Regions from separate parts of the Homo sapiens genome. Here region 1 is linked to region 2. The links are chromatin loops, found by intact Hi-C in ENCODE. Cell type or tissue: CD4-positive, alpha-beta T cell. All regions are shown on one strand. Each heading gives the region's core, and the rest is flanking DNA. Links, peaks and the distances in the headings are about the cores only.

Region 1 (5,376 bases), core at 264-5,263, 400 kb before region 2:
TAATCAAAAACAGTAGATAATCCAAACAGTGAATAATAAAGAAACAATTTCTATTTGCTTTTTGGAATATAGAAGAGACACACTTAGTGACACATGCAAGCTTATATTCAGACATTCTCTCATTCACCTTCACTGTGTCCCACCCTGCAGTCAGTAGCTTGGAAAGGGTGAGGGGCTAGGTATAAAATAACTCATTGAAAGTCATGTGTGTATACATGCTTTGTGGACACATGTTTGCATTGGGCTGGAAATAGGCATTAAAGAGTAAGGTATGCTTATCTCCGTAGGTCCATCAACATATTTGTTAGACTTTTTGTGTATGTTGTGTATGTGTGTGTACAAATCCTGAATGAGTTAAACCAGCTATAGGGAACTGGCTGCCTTCCACCCCTGATCTTGGCTGATGTGTTTGTACCAAACCCTGATATTTATTTTTCATCACCTCTCAAGGGAACTTCAATGAGTTTTCTTTCTGGGAAGTTTATGGCTAAGATGCTGGGCTGCTTTGGGGCCCTTATAAATCTGCTATAATCAGAGGAGGTTTGCAGAGAAAGAGAAACAGCAGCCACAAGGCAATCCTCTCCTGTCCTTTACTTTCTAGCCTAACACACAGTCGCCCTTGTATGAGTACCACCCACATCTACCATCACTCTCCTAGAACCCCTTGATAGAAGGTGCTCAGATAATTCGTTTTATTTATTTCTTTGCTTCTAAGTGGGCCTCTATACTTTGTCAGAAAGAGGAGAATTAAAAAATGTACAAATACATCTACAGTTGAGATTATGAGAAACTGGTTATTTAAACAGTGGTTCTGTTTTATTAAAAAAAAACAAAAAGAATGAGAACAAACTTTTGCAGAAGCAAGGATGGTAAGAGGAGTTGAAAGCCCCTGCATGCTTTTGTAGAAAACTTTAAGAAAAGATTGTCTGTGATGCTCCTGGAAGCAAAAAGCTGGATGATCTGAACATTATTAGGAGGCAAACACAACACAGGAATTCCCTTCCTCCATCTTTCAATGCTGGTAGTTGGGAGATTTTTTTATGAGGGATTTTTATGACAAACTTTACTTTATATTTGACATTTAACAGCATCTCCTGTCCAGGGCATGAGGAAATATAGATATTTATTGACATATGGTGTCAGAAGATCGAGGAAAATTGACTCTGGAGAAGGAAGGGGGAGGGGTTTCTCCCTTTCCCTAGGTATGCAAATTACCCAGCTTAATTTGTGTAGCATATGCTTTTCTGTGCTTTGTGCTTTTCTCAGTAATGAGATTAAGAAATCATTTCATTGTTAATAAAGAACTCAGTGGGGGAAGAGGGAAGATGAGAGACATATAGAAGGAAGCACAATGGGCACCCTGTCCTGTTTGAACCTTATATGCATTCCTTAAATAACACTGGATACAATAGACGTGGGGACAAATGGAACCTGAACTGGGATCCAGGTCCTGGTTCTTGTCATCCTTTTTTAAAACCTCAAGCTTCTGCAGTTTTATCTTGAATTTCACTGTTCTTTGCATTTCTAATAATAAATAGCAGTTCCATATCAAATGATCCCCAAAATCAAGAATTCCTTCCCATTAGCTGTCTTTTCCCTGGAATTCCTTCCTCCCAATTTCTGACTGCTGAAATCCTACACAATCATCATGGCTTAGCTTAGATGTTACCCCCTGTCCGAGCCTTCCTGGATAGCCCTACCTGGAAGCAATTTCTTTACTTTCAACTCCTATCCTCCTTTGACTGATTGTCAGCTATAGTTGTGCGTCTTCTGTTTCTCCCTTACTCAACTATAAGCTTTTGGAGCAGAGGGACTGTGTCCTGAATATTTTATATTCTCTACACAATGTTTAACATAGAGCAAACAATTGTTAAATAAATTTAATGAAGCGGCCGGGCGCGGTGGCTCACACCTGTAATCCCAGCACTTTGGGAGGCCGAGGTGGGCAGATCATGAGGTCAGGAGATCGAGACCATCCTGGCTAACACAGTGAAACCCCGACTCTACTAAAAAAAAAAAAATACAAAAAAATTAGTCGGGCATGGTGGTGGGCGCCTGTAGTCCCAGCTTCTCGGGAGGCTGAGGCAGGAGAATGGCGTGAACCCGGGAGGCGGAGCTTGCAGTGAGCAGAGATCACGCCACTGCACTCCAGCCTGGGCAAGAGAGCGAGATTCCATCTCAAAAAACAAAAAACAACAACAAAAAAATAAATTTAATGAGTGGTATACAGTTGTAAGTAAGAGGCCATGGGTAGAGATGTGGAAGTAAGGGCATTATGGATATTTTAAAGACATTAGTGTTGGCAGGGCGTGACGGCTCACGCCTGTAATCCCAGCACTTTGGGAGGCCGAAGCAGGAGGATCATGAGGTCAGGAGATCGAGACCATCCTGGCCAACATGGTGAAAAATCCCGTCTCTAATAAAAATACAAAAATTAGCTGGGCGTGGTGACACGTGCCTGTAATCCCAGCTACTTGGGAGGCTGAGGCAGGAGAATCGCTTGAACCAGGGAGTCGGAGGTTGCAGTGAGCCGAGATTGCGCCACTCCTCTGCCTGGAGGCAGAGCGAGACTCTGTCTCAAAAATAAATAAGTAAATAAATAAAATAAGATATTATTGTTAATACATGATGATCTCACTCCAACTTGAACTCTAATATGTTGTCATAAAAAGGCTATTTACGTGAGTTTATAATAGCATAAAATGTATATGATGGTGTATTTTTTTAAGTGTATATTATTTTTATTTTTAAGTGTATGTTATTTAAGCAATGTAAAAAATTGTTCATAGAAAAATCTGGAAATAAACGTCAAAATGCTAAGAAAGAAGATACTATTGTTATTAAGATCTGGACATGATATATATCATATTATAGGGAAGTTTTTATCCCTCTGGTAGGTTTATTCCCTTATAACTTATTTATTCATCATCCATTCTTTTTTTCATTTAAATATAGAGCTTTTTCTAGTGCGGAACAGTCAATAAGCAAGAAAACAAGCAATTAAATGATTACAGATTATGATAAATACCTGAAGGACATAAACAGGTTCTTGCTATAGAGACTAACAGGGAATCTTCCTTCTTTAGATAAGAAGATTATGAAAGGCCTTTCTTGTCACTGTAATATATTTACCCTACTATAATTATGAGTTAATTCAATGTATAACCTGAATAACAGTAATAATAAAATCAATAATTGAATAAGAATGACAGCCTTCCCACCAGGGGGCGTTGTTCCAACTGAGCCTTAGGTTTGGCTCCTACCTTGGGCCACCCTTGCACCCTCCCTTCTGCCTTGGGAAGAGGCACAGTCAGGGCCCTCCCCTTGCCTCAGGATGGACCCTGCCCCCTCTTCTCTAGCCTAGGAGCCAGCAAGCAAAACAGGTGTTAAGAGCTTTGATCTTGCAGGAGACTTGGAGACAGATCAAGGTAGAGGCCTCTGAAATAATGACTGGGGATGTGAGAAGCTGGGGGAAGAGATGGAGACAGAGGCAGACAAAAGGAGACACAAATTGCTGTCACAGAGACTTCCTTTTAGCCTCCCATCTCAGTCTCAGTAGGTTCTGGGCTCTGTACTTCTTGGGGGAGCAGGTCAGGGCCTTTAGGGTTTTGAGGAGAGGAAGGATGTCCCCTGGGTGACTTTAGAGACCCTCTTGGTCATTCCCGGATCCTGATATAAGGCTAAAGGCAACCAAGGCTTTGAGAAGCATGCGGTCTGCCAATTCCCCAGCAGCCTCAGGTAGTCCTTTCATTGCCAGGGTCTTGCTTTGACCACGTTCCTGCCCCTCTCCTCCTGGTACAAGTTGGTGGCATGAGTTCATGTCTCTTGTAGAGTATTGATCACATGCCCCACCACTGCTTCCTGTTGGGATAACACACTTCGGTTGTTAGCTCAGGAATAATCATTCCCCTTCTCACAAAGGACTTGACCTCCTTGGTCATGCTGAGGAACACCTCAGACTGCTGAGAAGTTCTTACTTCAGTTAATGCAAGTTTCTCTAATTAAAGTTGTAGCCTTCACCTCTCTTCAGCCTTCTCCCACCCCGCTGAGACCAGCCTCTCTGCAAGCAACATCCTGAACAAGGATAGAGATTATACTTTTGCTTCAAGATAAACCGTACCTCTTTGCTCCACTCATGCACTTAGAGGACTCATATTGCTGGCTTTGAAGAGGTACTTAGAAGAGAAAGAACTGCAATTCCTACTAGCTGCTAAGGTTGTGCATAAGACAGACTTCTGATCATCAGAGATGGACACGGACTTTAGAATAGTGGTACCTCCATAGCCTTTGAAGTCAAACAGCTAAATTCTTGTCTTAGCTGGATCACTTACATCACCTAAAGTATGAGGCATGGAAGAGCAGTTGCACAGCTTCTTCCATCTGCACTTGGGCCAGAACCTGAGATTATACACTGAAGTTGGCTTTAGGTCTGGTCAGGAACTTTATGCTGTGGGTGCAAGGTAAATGAGGTGGAAGAGAAAGTAACATTGCTTGAAAGAGGAAAGGAAGAGTGAAACAAGAACATATATGGAGGGAGTGGAATAGTTAAGCTGACTCCTGAACCCACGGATCCCAGATTTAGATAGGGCACAGAGTTAATAATCTCTTAGATTATTATTATCTTACTATCTTAGTTCTTGGCTGGAAGTCCTTTGGAGTCTATCCCTCAGTGGGTGGCCCTGTTATTTGTTCCCTTTTTAAGCAGATGGAACAGGGCTCAGTGCAGGCCAGTGTGGATTCTGGTGCCAGGGTGACATTAGTGCAGGCAAATATGACAGATTTTCCCGAGGAACTATGTTCAAAAACAGTAGGAGAGGAGGAAAGGATGGGAGCTGGAGGAAGAAAGAGGGTTAGATTATCCTCTCTGGGTTCCTTGAATGAGGGGATGAGATAGAAGATGAGACTTTAGTCAAAATCATGGTCTCTATCAACTACTTTGCTCTCATGCTTTATCCTTTTTCAACTACTTTCCAAAAAACCACATTGCTAATAATTTCCCTGATCCTTTACTCCACATCATGTGAGTTTATCTTGTCAAGTTACCCCTGAGCAGACACTCCTATGGCCCACGTCAGTCAGGGGAACATCTTGAAGTCCCAAGTCTCTTCCACAGCAGGCTCTGCAACACCAAGGCAGCATCTGTATTGGGAATTTCTCTCTTAGACCTAAACTCATTTCCCTTTCCTGTGAACAGCTGTCTGCCTATCTCCCCATTAGTCTCTCCTCTTCTTTTTTCCCCCTTCTCACCAGGCCTATTTCTTTCTATAACCACGGAGCAGAGTCAGGGAGACTGTTCTGTACGTTTCATTCACTCTACTCCATTCTTCCCCTGCAACCCCGCTCACCCCTGTCTCCAATCCTCTTAACTCCTTCCAT
Region 2 (5,376 bases), core at 52-5,051:
ACCAGGAACTCCAATGATGTCCAAAGGCAGGTAAAATAGATGTCCCAGCTCATGAAGAAAGAGAATTTGCCTTCCTCCACTCTTTTGTTCTACTGGCCCCCAAGGGATTGGATGGTTCCCACCCATATTAATGAGGGTGATCTTCTTAGTCTACCAATTCAAATGCAAATCTCTTCCAGAAACACTCCACAGACATATCCAGAAATAATGTTTTACCAGCTATCTGGGTGTCCCTTAGACCACTCAAGTAGACACATAAAGTTAGCTATCACTCTTCCATCCAAATCTTCTCCCTCAAATACTTTGTCCAGGAAGGCTTCCCTGATCAATCCTCATCCCATGGCTGCACCTAACAGTCCATTCCCCCACCATTCCCCCATCCCAATATCTATGTCCAAATCTGTCCTATTCCTAGTTTTGTTCTTGTGCTCTATCTGGGTCTGGTTCTGTGTCGTGACTCTAAAACTTTCATTAGACTGGGAACCCCCTAAGGTTAGTTATCTTCTATATTCCTCCCACCCCACAATCTCCACACACCTTAGCACAGCCAAGGCTCTAATCACAGAAGCAAGGTCTCCCTGTGAGTGGTAGAAAAGGAGACCTATAAACCCCAGAACAGGAAGAAGTGAGAGAAAAAGGATGCTATTCCCTTCCCAGGACTTGTCTGATCTCCTATCAACAAAAACTTAATGGGTGCAGTAGGAGCTTCAGGGAGCTGTGAGCAGTGACCTGCTGACATCAAGGGTGAGAAACTACCCTGACCCTTGCAAGACTTTGGAAATGGAATTAATCATCCACCTCATGAAGCCCATAATTTCCTGAGCTTTAATTTTTACCAGATCCTCTCCCTCTCTGTGTCTCTCTCTGCCTATGTTATTTGCCCCTCTCTACTTATGTAAATTTATCTCTATTTCTAGTCTCTTGTGTAGCTTTCTCTCTGTATCTGCAGGTCTCTGTCTCCCTCTGTGAACATCTCCCTGTTTCTGCTTCTTACCCTAGAATGACTGGAATAAGAGAATCTGAGCTTCTAGAACAAGTTCCCCCATCTCTGTGTGTCTATGTATTTCTGTGTTTCTGACCAAAAATAAGGTGAAGGGACCTCATTGTGGTGTCATCTCATTGCTTAAAAATTCCAGGATTTCCACCATCCCTTGGACAACCCTCCTGTCCACCCCGACCCCTCTGTCACTTGCTTGCCCAGCACTTCTGTTCTAGTTTGTCATCTTGGCAGCCCCTCCACATTCAAAGTCTGCTTCTGGCAGAACAATAATGAGTGAAATGAGTAACAGGCAAGCAGAGATCCCCCAGGACCTCCACCTCCCCACCCCTGATTTCAATTTCCTAGAAGACTTGAATAACTGTTTCTGTCCCTATAAGCCCATCCACCCCAGGGAACCCAGAGATAGGAAGTCCAGATATAAGGAGAAACTGAGGCTTAGGCAGCCCACAGTGAGTCCCTACAGCCAATGTCAGAGGGGCCTGGGGCCTTCTCTCTCTCTAGTCCATGCTATTCCTCCCCGCCCAGTGAGTCACTCCCAGGAAAGATGGAGGTGAGGCGCTCTCCTGAAGTAGGCGTGCTTAGAAACAGGGACCCTGAGGCTTTCAAGAGATAGAGCCCAAGAGATGAAACATGGGCTTGGGTGCAGCCCTTCCAACCAGTCTCTTCCATTTATTAGTCTTCATGTCTTCTGGGAAGTCTTCAGGAGGCTGCTGACTGTGATTTACGGGTAGAGCCTTGTGGGGCAGGAACAGAAGATGACCCAGGTTATCGCCTGGGTAAGAGCCTAGAGAGTTGAGTCACCGGTCCTGGGGCAGGGCTCCAGGCATACCCACCAGCCAGCCCCTCTGTCCTGAGCCCGGGAGGGAAGGGGTTAACCGGCTCACTTGTTTTTTTTTTTTTTTTTTTGTTTCCTCGGGCTGCTGGAGCTGTGTTGGGCCATGAGCGCCATCTATCGGCCTCTTTGGGTCCTAGCTCCGACTCTGCTCACTTGGGCTGCTAGGCGGATCTTTCAGCCTTTCCCTTGCCTCGCCGCTTCTCACGGGGAAGGGCTGTCTAGCTGCGGGGCCTCCCACTGCACAAAACAAAGGTCGGGAATTGGAGAAGGTGAAGGCCATGTTTCCCCCTTCATAGATACTAAGTTTCACCCTGTTCAGCTCCCACTCACTGTTTCTGACATGGGGAGCCCCAAAGGGGGTTCTGGTGTTTAACTTTCAGTGTAGCCACCTTCCCCACTTCCACTACACTGGGTCCTGTCCCGATTAGCCCAACAAACATCAAAAGAGCATAGGACAGTGAAGACAGCATAGCAGAGGCCTCAGGACTTTGGGCTCTGGAATCAGACTGCTGCGTTTGAATCCAAGCTCTGCCACTTACTCATGGTGACCTTGGGCATGCTACTTAATTTCTCTGTGCCTCAGTTATCTCAGTTGTAAAATGGGATAATCATTGTAATCTCTATCTTCTTTTGTGATGTTTAAATGACTTAATTACATTAAGTGCTTATTACAGAATTTGGGCTCCACAAAGGGTAGTTATTGCTGTTGCTCTGCCAGGGTCTCAGGCAGATGATAGTCTGAGTACCCAAGACCCAGTCCATGAAGCCCTATCAGACACACAAGCACGGAGGACAAGACTGGGGAGCTCATCCTGTAGATTTCCCAAAGACAGTGACCTGCATGCAGGGTTAGGTTTGGAGTTGGAAGTTCAGGATTGCAAGGAAAGTAACTCTTCAGGTCTCCAAGGTCAGCAGAAGTTGGGATAAGGAGGTCACAGCAAGAAAGAACCTGAAGTAAAGATGTAGGAAGGAAATGCATTAAGGAAGAAGCATTAACAGGCCCTTTAAAGGGCCCTGATTTGGGGAAGGGAAAAGGGCTCCTTGATGTGTGAGTTAAGCAAGGGCCACTGCATCCCAAGGACATGTCCTTGGCACAGATGCAAAAGTCTCCAGACTTGATCAGATTCCCCATGCCTCCCCATTCCATCTGTGGGGACTTAACACTCCATGTCTTTTCCTCAGCCTAGTGAGGAGGGGCACTTACAAAGAGAGAAAGCTATCTGCAGGGCCCACAACCAGAGGAGCTAGGCTGTGAGTTCATCCATTTGTGTCCTTTTTTTTTTTTTTTTTTTTTTTTTGAGACAGGGTCTCACTCTGGAATGCAGTGGCATGATCATGACTCACTGCACTCTCGACCTCCTAGGCTCAAGCAGTCCTCCCGCCTCAGCCTCTCCAGTAGCTGGGACTACAGGTGCGCACCACCACACCCAGCTAATTTAAAAATTTTTTTTGTAGAGACAGGGTCTTGCTATGTTGCTCAAGCTGGTCTTGAACTGCTGGGCTCAAGTGATCTTCCCACCTCGGCCTCCCAAAATGTTGGGATTATGGGTGTAAGCCACCGCACCTGCCTGATTTGTTTCTCAACAGGTTCAGCCATCTCGCTGTCTCTGTATCTTCTATATCTCTGCCTTCATCTACCTTACAAGAAATGGGATTATTCTCCAAGGGGTGAGAATAAGGTGACAAAGTGACACCCTCTCAGTTAAGACAGAAATGCAGAGCCAGTGGGGTCCCTGGCTCAGCCTCGCTACCCTGCTACGCACACCTCAGCCCCAAGGCAGCACAACCTAGCTTTATGGATTATGCCTACTTAACTGGAGGAAGATGACAGCGTCTAGGTCTCCTCAACTCTGGTGTCCTCCATCTCCTGGGGCCTGGACGCCTGGGTCCCCAAGAGAGGAGCAGGAATAGGCTGGATGGGCTGATTTGCATCACTTACTTGGGAAGCAATTATCGGAGGAGCTGTCAGCTCAGTGCAGCTCTCTCCTCACTAATCGGATTTCACCAGAGCCCGGGGCTTGGGGGGGCCGAGTAATTTGGCTTGATGCAGTGGTGGGAGATGTCAGGGCCAGGAGGCCGGACAATCTGTCTGAGTGGTGTTAGAGTTGTCCAGAGCAATTATCCTGAGGGACCACACAGACATCAGATAGACAGACAGACAAGGGAATGGGACTGATCCCCAAGTCCTTTAGCAGGAAGGATGGAAGTGAGACTTGGAGAATGGGAGGAGCATCTCCCACAGGTTGAACCAAATTGAGCAACTAGAAGAGGATCAAGATGAGTCTGAGAGAGTGGCCATGGGACCAAGTGGGAGGACGACCCAAGAATCCTAGCTTCCAGCCTACTCAACACCGAGGCCCAGCCCTGCCTTGCCCTGCACTCCCAGGGAACCAGTCACAGAGCAGGAACTTGAACCTAGGGTGATTCTTCTGAGCTCTGCTCCTTCCCCTGCAATGTTCCCAAAAGACAATTTCCTTGCCTCTGGCCCTGGCTCTGTCATTTGCCTTCTCTTGCTCCTGCAGCCCTCTTGAACCTGTCCTTTCCTTCCCACCCATACTGCCCCTCTCATCTCTCTGGTGATCCCTCTCTCTGTCTCTGTCCTCCATTCCACATCTTTCAGAATAGTGGTAAGGGTGATAGTGACAATAACTAACCGTTAGTGAGTGCTTTGTCCACACCAGACACCACCCTGAGTGCTTTATGTGGATTGTTTCCTTTACTCCTCTCAGCAACACTTTGAGGGACATACTTTTTTTTTTCTTTTTTGAGACAGAGTTTTGCTCTGTCACCCAGGCTGGAGTGCAGTGGCACAATGTCGGCTCACTGCAACCTCCGCCTCCCAGGTTCAAGGGATTCTCCTGCCTCAGCCTCCTGAGTAGCTGGGATTACAGGCACCTGCCACCACGCCCGGCTAATTTTTATATTTTTAGAAGAGACAGGGTTTCACTATGTTGGCCAGGCTGGTCTTGAACTCCTGACCTCAGGTGATCTGCCTGCCTCAGCCTCCCAAAGTGCTGGGATTACAGGCGCAAGTAAGCCACCATGCCCAGCCTTTTTTTTTTGAGACAAAGTCTCACTGTGTTGCCCAGGCTGGAGGGAAGTGGCACAATCTTAGCTCACTGCAACCTTCACCTCCCAGACTCAAGCAATCCTCCCACCTCAGCCTCCCAAGTAGCTGGGACTACAGATGTGCACCACCACACCCTGCTAATTTTTAAATTTTTCTGTGGAGATGGGGGTCTCACTATATTGCCCAGGCTGGTCTCAAACTCCGGAGCTCAAGTGATCCTTCCACCTCAGCTTCCCAAAGTGCTGAAATTACAGGCATGAGCCACCATGTCCAGCTCAAGGATGTTCTGATAGCAGGTTGAAAAGAGCACTGAACTTTCAAGGACATTTGGAGCTGGGAGTCTGCCACTTGCCAGCAGTGTGACCTTAGGAAGCTCATGACCTCTGTGAACCTTGGGCTAATCATTTCGTTCTTCACCTGGAAGAGAGGATGACAATGCCTACTTCACGGGACACATGATGCATCCTTGTC

Evidence for each region. A loop is a pair of places that touch in the nucleus more often than their neighbours do. Peaks named below come from ENCODE experiments on the same cell type or tissue, not always from the same donor. Only the 100,000 strongest peaks of a DNase experiment are listed, where the experiment ranks them.
Region 1: it touches region 2 in a loop (26-fold over the local background); 6 of 110 quality-filtered maps call a loop at or near these places.

The regions. Positions count from the first base shown.
Region 1 is chr12:53,788,686-53,794,061 of GRCh38, forward strand. The region is part of intron 1 of LOC105378250 (a long non-coding RNA gene); the gene reads left to right. Among named protein-coding and RNA genes, the nearest start is that of CISTR, 39 kb to the left of the region's middle. In CD4-positive, alpha-beta T cell, for the core only: CTCF peaks have their summits at 3,173 and 3,383; a DNase peak (open chromatin) is centred at 3,246; H3K27me3 peaks cover 1,027 bases.
Region 2 is chr12:54,189,791-54,195,166 of GRCh38, forward strand. LOC105369777 (a long non-coding RNA gene) reads left to right here. Exons shown (of 3, transcript XR_944984.2): 2 at 658-744. Among named protein-coding and RNA genes, the nearest start is that of SMUG1, 3.5 kb to the left of the region's middle. In CD4-positive, alpha-beta T cell, for the core only: a CTCF peak has its summit at 1,972 (motif pointing left); a DNase peak (open chromatin) is centred at 1,941; H3K27me3 peaks cover 2,303 bases.